Regions from separate parts of the Homo sapiens genome. Here all the other regions are linked to region 1. A link is a contact called in ENCODE Hi-C or POLR2A ChIA-PET data. All regions are on one chromosome and are shown on one strand. Each heading gives the region's core, a stretch centred on a gene start or an enhancer-like site at or near the end of the contact. The rest is flanking DNA. Distances are from core to core; before and after follow the strand shown. Region 1 overlaps THADA (THADA armadillo repeat containing). Region 2 overlaps THADA (THADA armadillo repeat containing). Region 3 overlaps THADA (THADA armadillo repeat containing). Region 4 overlaps THADA (THADA armadillo repeat containing). Region 5 overlaps LOC105374570 (a long non-coding RNA gene).

Region 1 (2,526 bases), core at 10-2,509:
TCCTGTGAAATTGAAGTTTGCCAACTACTTTGTATGCGTTTTTGAGATAGGGTCTCACTTTGTCGCCCAGGCTGGAATGCAGTGTCAGCATCCTGGCTCACTGCATCCTCAACCTCCTGGGCTCAAGTGATCCCCCACCCAGCTGACTTTTTATTTTTTGTAGAAATAGATTTTCACAGTGTTGTCCAGGCTGGTCTCAAACTCCTGGGCTCAAGCAGTCCTCCCACCTTGGGCTCCCAAAATGTTGGGATTACAGGCATGAGCCACCACGCCCAGCTGGTTTACCCAATTTCTATTAGATGATGAACATGTGTGAAGAACTGGGTGCTGGGAGGTACCCGAGACTCCTACCCTAGTCCGCACCCTCATTCCCTAGTCCTGCCAGTTTTATCCCTTCAGTGTTTTTTTTTCTTTCTTTTTTGCCTTTTTAAATGATCACCTTGGCTTCAGACCTTCAGCGTTTCTTAAACCCACCTTCTCCTGATTCCTTCTGAACTTAAGGCCCTCGTCATTTATTTCTCTCCTGGACTACGGTGCAGTAGTGTTGTAACTGGTCTCCCTGCCTCTAATATTGCCTCCTCAACGATAAGAGCACTTCAGTGAAAATGGGCCCCTGACCTTACTGCTTAAAATAACCCCCCAGTGGCATTCCGTTGCATACAGAACTAGCTGCTTCACATTGTCTAGGAGGCTTTCTGTACTCTAGCCACATTTCTTCCCTAGCCTCATCTCCTGCCCTTTCCCACCTCAAATTTTATGCTCCAGTGTTATGGGATGGCCTGTAGTTCCCCACATGGTCCGTTCTGTTTCATGCCTTTGTTGAGCCTTTGCTCAGCTGGTTCCCCTGCCTTTGGTGGTGCTAACACATTGTCACCTGTCTTCCTCTTTGAGGCCTAGGTTATCATTTGTACCACTATATTGGAATTATGTGTTCATGCATTTCTCTTTCTCAAACTAGACTGACTATAAACTCCTTAAGGGCAGTGATCTTATTTAGCTCCTAGCACATAGTAAGCAGGCAATAAGTTTTTGGTTTTTTTATTTTTTTAATCAGAACTGAGAATATGAAAAGATCTCGGCAAATGAAAGGTAGACCATAAAACTTAACAGGAGGATAAAATTTAACAGGGATATACTTGGGCTTAAAATAAACAAAGAAAACACATCTTGGCTTAAGTACTGAGTACAAAGTGGGAGAAAGATGACTCACCACCATCAGTAGACCACGTCAAAAAAGAAGGGCTGTGGTTTCAGTTGACTTTGTGCTCCATATGAGTCAACAGTGTGATGCAACTCCAGTTCAGAACAGAGAAAGTAATAGTCCTGCGGGTCAAACCATGCAGGAGATTTGTGATCCAGCCTATTGGCCATCCTTTAAGAGAGGGTGAGGCATGTCCACAGGAAAGCAGCTAGAATAATGAGAGACAGTGACCCCATCATTTGAGGAAGGAAGTAGGAATGTTTCATCTGGAGAAGACAGAGGGGACACAAGAATTGTAATCAAATGTCTAAAGAGCTGTCATTGGGAGCCTCAAAATGTAGCATTAGGCCAGTGAGTAGAAACACAAAAAGAACTTTTTGACAATTAGATCTACTAACAATGGAATAAGCTGTCTCATGAGCTCCAGGGTACTGTAGGGTTCAACCAAGAGCTTCTGGGAAAGGGTGTTACAGAGGGGAGCTTCACCCCTGAAGGAAGTTTATACTAGATGTCCTCTTCTCATGGTCAGCTTTGAGGCTCGGTGATAAGAGGTCACTGAGTTCGTATTTATTGAATGTTGAGGAGGGGTGCCAGGAACGCATTTTCTAATAGTAATGCCTTTGTGCCCCTGTTGGAAAAATTATACATTACCTAAATGGAAATTGTTGTGGACTAGAAGTCTGAACCTTAGAGGGCCACTCACTTATGACAGTGTTTGAAATCTGCTTATGGGAGACATCTGATGGCCTCACGCAGTGGATTCAGTCTTCATTCTTTCATGTCCTTTTGTGGAAATTTAAAGTGATTATCTCTTTCCCTTTTGCTTTTTTTGCTTCTTAGTTCTGGAGAGTCTTGGCTTCTGGGAGGAAGTCAGAGGGATTATCTCAGGATCAGAGCTGATAACGGGATTCCCTTGGGCCTTCAAGGTGCCAGGCCTGCCCCAGTACCTCCAGAGCCTCACCAGACTAGCCATTGCTGCAGTGTGGGCCGCGGCAGCCAAGAGTGGAGAGCGGGAGACGAATGTCCCCATCTCTTTCTCTCAGCTGTTAGAATCTGCCTTCCCTGAAGTGCGCTCACTAACACTGGAAGCCCTCTTGGAAAAGTTCTTAGCAGCAGCCTCTGGACTTGGAGAGAAGGGCGTGCCACCCTTGCTGTGCAACATGGGAGAGAAGTTCTTATTGTTGGCCATGAAGGAAAATCACCCAGAATGCTTCTGCAAGGTAAAGTCTCCAACGTACTGACTGGCCCTTTACACTCCCCACATTCTTTTGTGAGCCACTGGAATGGTAGGATCATGAAGGCAAGATTGGGTTTAGGCTCTCCAG
Region 2 (2,526 bases), core at 19-2,518, 250 kb before region 1:
TCTGCTGTGAGAGTTCTTAAAGTCAAGCAGGCTTTTAAAGGAAACAAACCTTATTAGTAAAATGGGAGCTGCTTTGTTGTGTCAAGCTTCCAGAATTCGAGTTCTTACATCTTGTTTGATCATTAGTTGTTACTGAATTTTCTGCAGTGCTGTAAAACGTCATCAGAAGCAGCAATTTCTTAGTGATGTATTACATATTCTACATTCTCCACTAGGTGGGGATATTGTCTTGCAAAAAATTATCTCCACACTTAAATTTTTAAATTACACAAAATAATGTATAAATGTAATTATAGCCTATTGTAATAGTTTCAAACAACAGAGGTACATATGAATTAAAAACAAATTAAATTCCTCCAAGGTTTCCTCTCCAATTCCATGTCTTCCTTCTTTAGTGCAATATATTATTTTGTACTTATTTTATATGTTTATGTGTATGTACACTTACCCATTTAATGCATTGGGCTTTTTAAATAAAAACACAAATGAGGTTACCCTATAAGTACCATTTTGTCAGCGTGCTCTTTTATTTAATATAATAGTTCATCTTGGATTTTAAAAAAATATCAGTACCAAAAATACTCCTAAAACTAGAATAAGAGAGTAAGTAAGGCTAATTATAGCTTATTGGCCATGGGAATTAAATATATTTTGAAAGATAATTTGTATTTTCCTTTGATTTTAAAAGTTATATTCTACTCCTTTACTAATGCAACAGTCATGCTCACCAAAATAAATAAGGAGTGTATTTATTATAGTCATCCATATCATACTTTATGACAGAGAGGCAGAGTTTGTTTAATCTTTGGAAATTAAAGATTAAACAAGTTTTGGAACAATATTGTGTTTTATTTTAAAATTTAATTTGAAAATAATAAATTAAAATACTGGGCCTGGCATGGTGGCTCATGTCTATAATCCCAGCACTTTGGGAGGCCCAAGCGAGAGAATTGCTTTAGTCCAGGAGGTGATGTGGTGAAACCCTGTCTTTACAAAAAAATACAAAAATTAACTGGGTGTGGTGGCGCATACCTGTAGTCCCAGCTACTAGGGAGGCTGAAGTAGAAGGATTGCATGAGCCTGGGAGGTCAAGGCTGCAGTGAGCCATGAGCATGCTACTGCACCCCAGCCTGGGTGACAGAGCGAGACCCTGTCTCCAAAAAAGAAAAAAAAAAAAACTTAGCATGATTTCTTCTCATAACACATGCTCGACAAATGTTAGCTTCTTTCCTTCTGAGTAAATATAACATGACAAATCGGGTTTGTTCAAGCAGATTATTCTTGGGGAAATTATGAATAAGCTTGTTTTTAGAAACCTGGGATATGAGTAATCAAGGTTGCAATCGTTGTGTTTTTTTTTGTTTAAGGTAAAGAAGTAAAAACATGTGATGTAACTGCGCAGATGGTGCTGGTATGTTGTTGGAGAAGTATGAAGGAAGTTGCTTTACTTTTAGGCATGTTGTGCCAGCTTCTGCCCATGCAGCCTGTGCCAGAATCTTCTGATGGATTATTGACGGTGGAGCAGGTAAGGCACATGTTTATTCCACCATGTATAATTTCTGGTCAACGCATAAATCACTTTTTTTTTTATAACCCAACTCTAAAAAAAGGTTTAAAATTTTTCTTGAATAAAATCATACAAATGTTAACTGAAGAAAGTTCATGGTAATTTAGAATGTTAGACTTTATAATACATTTCAAAACTGTGGCATTTTTAGAAATTTTTTCTAAGGTATATAAATAACTGTAGATTTTACCTCACTTTTAACTGTAGTTTTATCTCTAATTTTTATTTCTCCATTTCACATACACAGACTTAAACTTTAGCTTAAAATTGTCTTATTTAGTAAAACTCCACAAATCTCTTAAATTTTGGAAAGAAAAAAAGTAACATGTTGGTTGATTATGGATCTCATGTTTCCCACTGCATTGATAATAAAGTTGTAGTCTTGGTTTTTTTGGCTGACTTTTGTTTTAAGACCACAAAGTTAGTTCACCATCTGGGACTGTTCAAGTGACTTGAGTGCGGTGTTTACAAGAAGTTAGCTTACCACAAGCATTTCATTTGGAAATATTTTAGATTTATTAGATTTCTGTTTTTAATTGATTCCCTCTTCCTTTCCATATGGTTTTGACAAATCCATTTCCCACCATTTTTCAGCAAAGATATATAACATGTACTTTCATTTTTAACTTTTTAAAAATAAAGGCAACTTTTTCCCTAGGGTGTTACAATTCAAGAACAAAACAAATATTGTAGTATGCTAATGCTGATTATTTCTATAATAACCACATGACTAGTTCCATGGAAATAATGCTAATACTTTTTTTCTCACACTCTGTGGCTTATGTTGCATGCATCTGGTTAACAGCTGCGCTTGTGATGTTGCAAGGCCTTGAGATGAAGAAAGGCAAAGGCGCACAGGACATTTCAGGCATCATTATGTTCCTTATTCTCTTCCAAATCAAATAGGCGTCAGTGTCCTAGAGTTACTTGCAGTCATTGCTGGTGACTGGCTGTAGTGC
Region 3 (2,526 bases), core at 8-2,507, 220 kb before region 1:
TATTATTATATATAAAATATATATTATACATATTATATATAAAATATTATATATTATACATATTATATATAATATATATTTATATATATATTATATATATTATATATAATATAATATATTATATATTATTATATACAATATATATATTATATATAAAATATACATATATATAAAATATATAAAATATATATAAAATATACATATATAAAATATACATATATGTTATGTATATTATTTATATTGTGTATAAAATATACATATTATGTATATTATATATTATATATAAAATATACGTATATATTATGTATATTATATATATTATATATTATATATATATTTTTTAAGACAGGGTCTCACTCTGTCACCCAGGCTGGAGTGCCTTGGCATGATCTCAGCTCACTGCAACCTCTGCCTCTTGGGCTCAAGCGATCCTCCCACCTCAGCCTCCCAAGTAGCTGAGACTACAGGCAAGTGCCACCATGCCCAGCTAATTTTTGTATTTTTTTGTAGAGATAGTGTTTCACCATGTTGCCCAGGCTGGTCTCAAACTCCAGAGCTCACGTGATCTGCCTGCCTCGTCCTTCCAAAGTGCTGGGATTACAGGCGTGAGCCACCGTGCTTGGCTGAAAGTACACTTTTATTTCTAGTCTTTTTTATTTTTATACATGCCTGTTCTTATTTCACTACGGCTTGTTTTTCATGATTTCTTGTTCTTTATTTTTTTTTTTTTTAAGGGACAGTGTCTCACTGTGTCATCCACACTGGAGTCTAGTGGTGTCATCATAACTCACTGTAGCCCTGAATTCCTGGGCTCAAGTGATCTTCCTGCTTTAGCCTCCTGAGTTGCTGAGACTACAGATGTGAGCCACCATGCCCAGTTAACTCTTCTTAAATAGAAGTTATTCCCTTATTTATCACTTCAGTATCCTAAACATAGTTATTTTAAGGTTTTTGTCAGACTGCTCCATAAAATTAGTTTCATATAGAGTGAATGTGTGTTATTACTGATTTTTTTAGGTTGTCTTTCTTAATATAAAATTTATTTCTATATTTTGAATTTTGGCTCACTGGCTATGATGGGAGCCTTTTGTTTACTGATCTCTTTCTAGGCTCTTTCCTCTCTATCAGAGGAACTAGATTAGGTAGTGGTATTTTGGGTGTCCCCCTTCACAGTGAAATTGGGGATATCATAGATCTAGTCACTGAGTTAGTAGTCAGCCTGATTCAGAGGCCCCCTGTGCCCTTGGCTTTTCCTACTGCTACAGCCTCAGGCAGCTCTGGCAGTAGCCCTTTTTCAGGTTCTTCTCAAAAGAGATGAGGCTGCTGAAATTCTTTGGCTGCCACTACTGCTTCTAAATCTGTAACTCTTGGGTCTCTGGTATCAGCACACTCACTACTTTGCATTTCTGTTCATTTTTACCCAGATGATTATCTTGCTTTTGGACTCAGCTGGTTTTGGGGTTTCTATTTGTATATTTTGCATATTGTTAACATTAACTTGCATTGTAGGGGGATGTCCTGTCAAAATGGAAACTCAGCTGTTTCATCTCTATCATTTCAATTGAAACTTTTAATACTTGCTTTTCTCATAATAACCGATGATTTTAGAAAATGACCATTAAGAACTTATTAGACATAAGAACAAACTCAATCCTTCCAAAAACTGTCATTTTATAGAAGAGCAAAGTGAGAAAATGGAGAAATTTAGTAAATTGCCTTGGATTGTACAGCTACTAGGTAGCAGAGAAAGGATTCTAAACCAGATAACACGGGTCCATAATCTGTGTTCCTAACCACTGTGATATATTCCCTCTCATCTGTTAGTTGGGAAAAATAACTTTCTCATAGTTTGTTCCAAGAATGAAGTAAGAGCAGCTGTGAAAAGCCTGGTGTCGTACCAGACGTGTAATAGACATCCAACGAATATTTGTTTTTCTTTCCTTTGTGGCAGGCAAATATATTTCCAGTATGATAGTTTAAATAAAACTTGTGGCCGGGTGCGGTGGCTCACGCCTGTAATCCCAGCACTTTGGGAGGCCGAGGCAGGCGGATCACCTGAGGTTGGGAGTTCGAGATCAGCCCGACCAACATGGGGAAACCCCATCTCTACTAAAAATACAAAGTTAGCTGGGCGTGGTGGCCCATGCCTGTAATCCCAGCTACTCAGGAGGCTGAGGCAGGAGAATCACTTGAATCTGGGAGGCGGAGGTTGCAGTGAGGCAAGATCGCGCCATTGCACTCCAACCTGGGCAAGAAGAGTGAAATTTCGTCTCAAAAACAAAACAAAACAAAAACAAACAAACAAAAAACTTGTAAGTAGATTTTGTTTAAAATGTAGTATGTTTAATTTTAGTAAAAAGGGAGGGTGGAAGTTCCATTATTGGACCAAATTCCCTTGTATGGCTTTGAGGTCAGGACTTGCCTGGGAGAGGTGCAGAGCTGAGAAGCAAGGGAATCAGAGGAATGGGAACCGGTGGTAGAGTTCACACTGGAAACCAGATAAGTAAAGAATTCTGCGTAAAAGCT
Region 4 (2,526 bases), core at 11-2,510, 190 kb before region 1:
ATTCCCTTCTTCCCTAAAAAAGTCATTATGCTTCATATTTAAGTTTTAAGCTAATGTTTATTGAAATGCATTTTTGTGTGATGGAACTAAATCTTAGGAATTAAAAAAATATGAAATCATTTTGTGATGTACTAGTGATAATTCTAATGAAACCTACTATGGTATTTCCGAATTATCATTTAAATTGCTTCTTGTCACCCTGTAACATTCACCAGATATTTAAAAGGAAGGTAACTGGCTGTAAGTATAAATCCCTTGAGCATGTTCAGGCAATACCAGAGAGCTTTTTAATTTTTTTTTTAACTGAGTATTTTTTAAATAAATAAAACATTACTCTTGTGGAGGGATGATTATAATTTTTATTTTTTAGCCTGTTCTTAAAGAAATTCTTCCTGTCACTAACTTGAAATCACTAATATTTGTTTCTCCTTAGCTTTGTCTATTTTGTTAATAATTCTCCAGTGTGCTACAGTTTAAAACAGTTGGGTCATGTTATAAGGCCTTGATAAATACTGGTATAAATGAAATATGATATTAAGTCATCAAACAAGTAAAATTAATGTTTAAAACTGAACTTGAAGAAAATTTTTTTTTGTTTTTTATGAAGTGATTCTTGAATATATATATAAATATATATACATTTTACTATGTATAGGAGAAAATGATCAGAAAATGAGAAAACCTCATTTAGGTTGTATCTGAGGGAGGAAGAATAGGGCAGTGATACTATACAATTTTAATTTTTTGCCAAAGTTACAATGATGGAAACCTCCATTATAAATTTATTCCTCTTGGATAGGAAAGATTACAAAATATATAAGATTTCTAGAAAAAAGGAAATAGGAATGAGAAGTTTTTAACTGTGAAGAATGTGAGAGCTTTTAATTTTAGTAATCTGAAGATCGGTATGGACCATTATGTGTACAAGGCTTCTGTTCCCTGTTTAACCCATGAAGATATATTTCTTGGCAGCTCCCATTAGGTTTGCTTTGCAAAACCTTTAGTGTCTTAAATTTGCAGTTGCTTGTGATGGTTCTTTTAGTTTTAGTTTGTTTAATTATGTCACTTTTTGTTTAAATGTTTATATGCCTGTTCCTTCCAATATTAACTTTCTGAAGGAAGGACCTTTTTCATCTGTTCTGGGTACGTAATGGGCACTTTAAGAAGGCTAGTAATAATGATATCTTGGTTGGTTACTTATCCACCGGATAACTAACCTCAGCCGGTGACACACCTCACAAGTCAGTTGTTTCCTTTCACAACCACAGATTGTCCTGCTCGCAATTTGGAAATGTGTGTTCTTGGTCAGAGGGAACTGGACATAAAAAGAACATCTGCTTTTTCCATCTAATGGGAAATAAAGGTCTGACTTGGAGTAAACAAACCTGGTTTCTAGGCATTTTGCTGCCACTGGAGATGACCTTAATAGGCCCCCTTATCCACTTTGCACTTCAGTTTCTCCATCTATATACCAGGAATAATAAGATCTGTGCTGTCTACTCCTAGGGCTATTGTGAGGATAAAACAAACTATTAGAAGTTCATTTTCTTTAACATATTGGAAGTCCTAGGCAATTAGAGATATAGTTTGGTTTTTCTTTCTGTTACCACTTCTGTGATTGTACTCATCTGATTGTCTTGCTCTTAAGACCGTGCTTTTTGAGGACAAGGTCAGTATCTTAACCATTCTTGGGTACCTAGAGTCTAGCATAGTATCTGGCATATAGAAGGCATATAGGAATAATTGCCTAATGAATAAGTAAATTTTGTTACTAGAGGAGAAATAAGAAATCTGGTTTCTACTCCTGCGTTTGTTACAATATAACCACTATAATCAACTGAGACAAAATAGCCAACCTCTCTGGGCTTTGGTTTTCTTCTCTGTAAAATAAGGTTTGGAATATTCCTGAGGTCTTTTCTTTTTTTAAAATACTAAAGTAAGGCTTTACATAATGTTACTGGAATTGTAAGTTTGGTAAAATGATGTATTCCCAGTGCCGTAGAACAGTCCCTGTCGCATAGTACAGACAAGAAGTTCCTGTTTCATATATAAAGAAAGGAGCAGAGGATCCTTTGTAAGTGTGTAGAGGGTACCTGTAATGACTGAATTTTTGCACCCATTAGTCTTATTTTAGATGTGTTTTTTGGGTTTTAAAGAATGAGAAAACAGAAGTTTCACTTGTGCTTTTAAAGTAATATTATTACATTTTAACTTTTAAAGCTCTTTTCCTTTCTGTTTATTGCTGCGTGACTGACTTGGCCTGACAGAATGAAGAACTGATTTTATGTAAAATCAGAACCAGCAAAGCTCTGCAACCTGTGCAATATGCATGTTTTCTAAAATAGCCTCCATCTCCATGTGAGTGAGCTCAGCTTCATAGCTCCTCATTTCTTACAGGACAGGAGCTAAACTAATATGGCGCTTAGCTCTAGGTCTTTCCTTTTAGCCCCTGTGTGTATTAACTTTCAGCTGTGAGTCCCAGCTAAATGATACATGTCAATATGTAGCAATCAGAAAAGGTTTATT
Region 5 (2,526 bases), core at 10-2,509, 160 kb after region 1:
GACACCCCACAACCCCTCCTTCCTGGAGCCTCAGTTTCCTCAAGTATGAAAGGGGATAAAAAATGCCCACATCTCAGGATTAACATCAAGCAAGGTCTTAGATGAAAAGCACCTGGCCCATGGCAGCCGAGAAGGCTAGTTATTATTACTGCTATTGGTGTTATTGCCCGCACCCTGCACCTGCTGAGCACCTGCATGTTCCTCTGGGTTCCCGGCAGGGTCTAAATGCCTAAACTCACATCAGGTGTTAGGGAAGTTGTGTTGACCAGGGTGGACTCTGATTAACCTTCCACCTCCTTGCCTTGGGCTCTTGGAGCTGAGAGGGAGCACCATGGCTGGAGTCTGAGTGTGGCTGGCCCTCACTCAAAACAGCCTGAGTGAAGGAGGAAGGAAGAGAGGTTGAACTGAGTGGCTTGGGCCCCAAAGGATGTTGAAAGCTAGGCCGCGGAGTGACAGTTCTTGGGGGCCCCACTGTAGCTCCCTGCCCGCCCCACCGGCTGCTGTCAGTGGGAAGTGCACAGGCCCGGGGTGGGTAGAGGTAGGGTCCCAGCCTGGGCCAGCTCCCCGGGCCCTGCCACTGCAGACCTGGGCAGCCACCAGAGCTTTGCGTCTTGGGGTCAGCATTGCCTTCTCCAGGCTCCTCCAGTGGAAGCCGCCTCCTCACCGCACCCCCAGGCCCCACCTCGCCCCACCTCACCCCACCTCGCCCCACCTCACCCCACCTCGCCCCACCTCACCCCACCTCGCCCCACCTCACCTAGGCGCAGCCCCAGAAAATATCTATGAAGCACTCACTTCATAGATAGCACCTGTGCCAGGTGGTTTCAGTTCCACAACCTCATTTAATCCTCCACAATTCCCTGACATTTTATAGGAAAGAAAACTGGCTCAGAGAGGCTGAGTAACCTGCTCAAGATGACACAGCTTGTGGGTGGCTGAGTTGGCCTTCCAACCCAGATTCCTGTCATGTTCCTCAAGCCGACAGGTGGGTGAATTTGTGCTGGAAGAGACTATGCGACTAGGCCTCTTGTTTGTTGGGGGAAGAAATAGACACCCTGCACTGGGAATTGAGCGCCCCAGGCCATGCCGCAGGCTCCTGGCAGAACCAGGACGGGTTATAGAAACTTCTTTTGGCATTGGGTGCCAATGGGAGGGGCTCTGCCGGGAAGGCTTCCTCCTTTGCTGCCTCCAGGTCTCCCCTCAGAGGCCACCTCCCCACAGAGAAGCCTTTCTGGCAGTCCTAGCTGAAGTAGGGCACTATCACCCTCTATCCTGGGCTGGCTTTAGTTTTCTTTGTAGCACTTATTGTCACTTGCAGTTTTATGTATCCAATTATTTATTTATTGGTTCTCCCCCATGCTAGAATATGAACTCCATGAGCTCCAGGAGGGTCTGTCTTGTTCCCTTGCCTAGAATAGTACCTTGCACAAACGCCACAATTTTTTTGTGGAATGAATGAATGAGAGTGTCAGGTGATAAAGAAGCAAGCATACATGGGGGAAAGTTTGGTGTGATAATTCTGGTGGAGGAGGGAACTGAGAAGTAATTTACAAAAGGGAAGGGGCAGGGCCACTGTGGACAGCCATAGCATCTGGCACGAAGACTGCCAAGTGAATGGTGCCCCCTGCAGTTGGACAGTTCTCAACTTGGACAACAGTCCATGGTGCCCTTAAGGGTGGGAAGGGACCATCCCCTCAGCAGGGACTGAGGGAGAAGGGAGCCATGAATGGGGCAGGTCTGCAGGTGCCCTCAGCGGGAGGAACAGGCTGTTCCCTCTGTAAGGACGCCACGTGGTTGCGGTTAGCAGTTTGCCATCCGGTGTTGTCTCCACAGACAGTTGTCCAACCAGGGAGGGGGCTACTGCTCTGCTGTGAGCAATCGCTAGTACCTGGAGCACCCAGCAGGCTTCGGGCAGGAAAATCACCTGACACACCCCACAAACACACACCAAACACTGTGGACAAAGATAATCGCACAGGCAGAGGGGGGCTGTTTCCTGAGCCAGCCCCGGGCTCAGAGGTGGAGGACACTGTGTACTGAGGTCTCTCCCCTGAGCAGGGGCCTCGGTGAGGAACTTGTCACAGCTCTGTGGCCTGCCCCCCTTCCTCCTCCCCAGCCCCACAGGCTGGGCACAACAACAATCACCTGGCGATCGCAGGCCGTCTTCAGTGAGTCACCCTGCCCACAGTGAGCCTGGCTGGACGATGTTATCAGCTCCCCTGCTTACTTAATTCCTTGGGTGACATCACCACCGCCTCCGTCTTCTCCTTCTCGGCACTGTAGCCTGCAGCCTGGCATATCCTGGAAGGGAAGGCGGTGGAGGTCTCTTGCCAGAAACTACCAGGGCAGGTAAATTGGAACCTTCAGTTCCTTGACCTTTAGCCCCAAGGGGCTTGCCCTAGTTTCTTGCTTTGCACACAGGGGCCTCAGTTTACCTCCCAGGAGATGCTGTCTGCAGTGAAGCCCTGGGAAACACATGGCACCTCTACTCTGTGCTCATTCCCTCTCTCCTTGTGCAGAGGGGGT

The links. A loop is a pair of places that touch in the nucleus more often than their neighbours do. ChIA-PET counts read pairs that join two places held with the same protein, here RNA polymerase II (POLR2A). Pooled maps may share reads with other maps.
Region 2: a loop to region 1 is called in a pooled map, with 3 times the contacts of the local background. The contact joins two enhancer-like sites. A Hi-C loop is called at or near these places in 2 of 37 single-sample maps with no recorded cell type and 11 of 50 pooled maps. POLR2A ChIA-PET finds 5 or more read pairs at or near these places in 2 of 52 experiments (MCF 10A and activated T-cell).
Region 3: a pooled map shows a loop between it and region 1 (2.1-fold over the local background). The contact joins two enhancer-like sites. A Hi-C loop is called at or near these places in 1 of 50 pooled maps. POLR2A ChIA-PET finds 5 or more read pairs at or near these places in 3 of 52 experiments (GM12878, K562 and OCI-LY7).
Region 4: a loop to region 1 is called in a map of GM12878, with 4 times the contacts of the local background. The contact joins two enhancer-like sites. A Hi-C loop is called at or near these places in 6 of 168 maps with a recorded cell type or tissue (CD14-positive monocyte, Calu3, GM12878 and 3 more), 29 of 37 single-sample maps with no recorded cell type and 17 of 50 pooled maps. POLR2A ChIA-PET finds 5 or more read pairs at or near these places in 4 of 52 experiments (GM10248, HEK293, MCF 10A and 1 more).
Region 5: a loop to region 1 is called in a map of naive thymus-derived CD4-positive, alpha-beta T cell, with 2.5 times the contacts of the local background. The contact joins two enhancer-like sites. A Hi-C loop is called at or near these places in 1 of 168 maps with a recorded cell type or tissue (naive thymus-derived CD4-positive, alpha-beta T cell), 4 of 37 single-sample maps with no recorded cell type and 12 of 50 pooled maps. POLR2A ChIA-PET finds 5 or more read pairs at or near these places in 2 of 52 experiments (T-cell and activated B cell).

Annotation. Positions count from the first base shown.
Region 1 is chr2:43,292,729-43,295,254 of GRCh38, reverse strand. It overlaps THADA (THADA armadillo repeat containing), which reads left to right. Exons shown (of 38, transcript NM_022065.5): 32 at 2,042-2,421. Among named protein-coding and RNA genes, the nearest start is that of LINC01126, 67 kb to the right of the region's middle. RefSeq lists a silencer at 1,651-1,945 and an enhancer at 1,222-2,421. Within about 2 kb of position 1,259, at least 14 of the 41 ENCODE cell types and tissues checked have a DNase peak (open chromatin) inside an H3K27ac peak, as active enhancers do; they include CD14-positive monocyte and GM12878, where a contact is called at or near this core.
Region 2 is chr2:43,540,158-43,542,683 of GRCh38, reverse strand. THADA (THADA armadillo repeat containing) reads left to right here. Exons shown (of 38, transcript NM_022065.5): 21 at 1,368-1,525. Among named protein-coding and RNA genes, the nearest start is that of THADA, 55 kb to the left of the region's middle. Within about 2 kb of position 1,268, at least 16 of the 41 ENCODE cell types and tissues checked have a DNase peak (open chromatin) inside an H3K27ac peak, as active enhancers do.
Region 3 is chr2:43,512,267-43,514,792 of GRCh38, reverse strand. The region is part of intron 22 of THADA (THADA armadillo repeat containing); the gene reads left to right. Among named protein-coding and RNA genes, the nearest start is that of THADA, 83 kb to the left of the region's middle. RefSeq lists enhancers at 1,305-1,354, 1,365-1,414. Within about 2 kb of position 1,257, at least 3 of the 41 ENCODE cell types and tissues checked have a DNase peak (open chromatin) inside an H3K27ac peak, as active enhancers do.
Region 4 is chr2:43,481,870-43,484,395 of GRCh38, reverse strand. All of the region lies in intron 26 of THADA (THADA armadillo repeat containing), which reads left to right. Among named protein-coding and RNA genes, the nearest start is that of THADA, 110 kb to the left of the region's middle. Within about 2 kb of position 1,260, at least 11 of the 41 ENCODE cell types and tissues checked have a DNase peak (open chromatin) inside an H3K27ac peak, as active enhancers do; they include CD14-positive monocyte and GM12878, where a contact is called at or near this core.
Region 5 is chr2:43,130,829-43,133,354 of GRCh38, reverse strand. LOC105374570 (a long non-coding RNA gene) reads right to left here. Exons shown (of 3, transcript XR_940018.3): 3 at 981-2,301. Among named protein-coding and RNA genes, the nearest start is that of LINC02580, 30 kb to the right of the region's middle. RefSeq lists enhancers at 1-83, 2,182-2,241 and a silencer at 1,642-1,691. Within about 2 kb of position 1,259, at least 16 of the 41 ENCODE cell types and tissues checked have a DNase peak (open chromatin) inside an H3K27ac peak, as active enhancers do.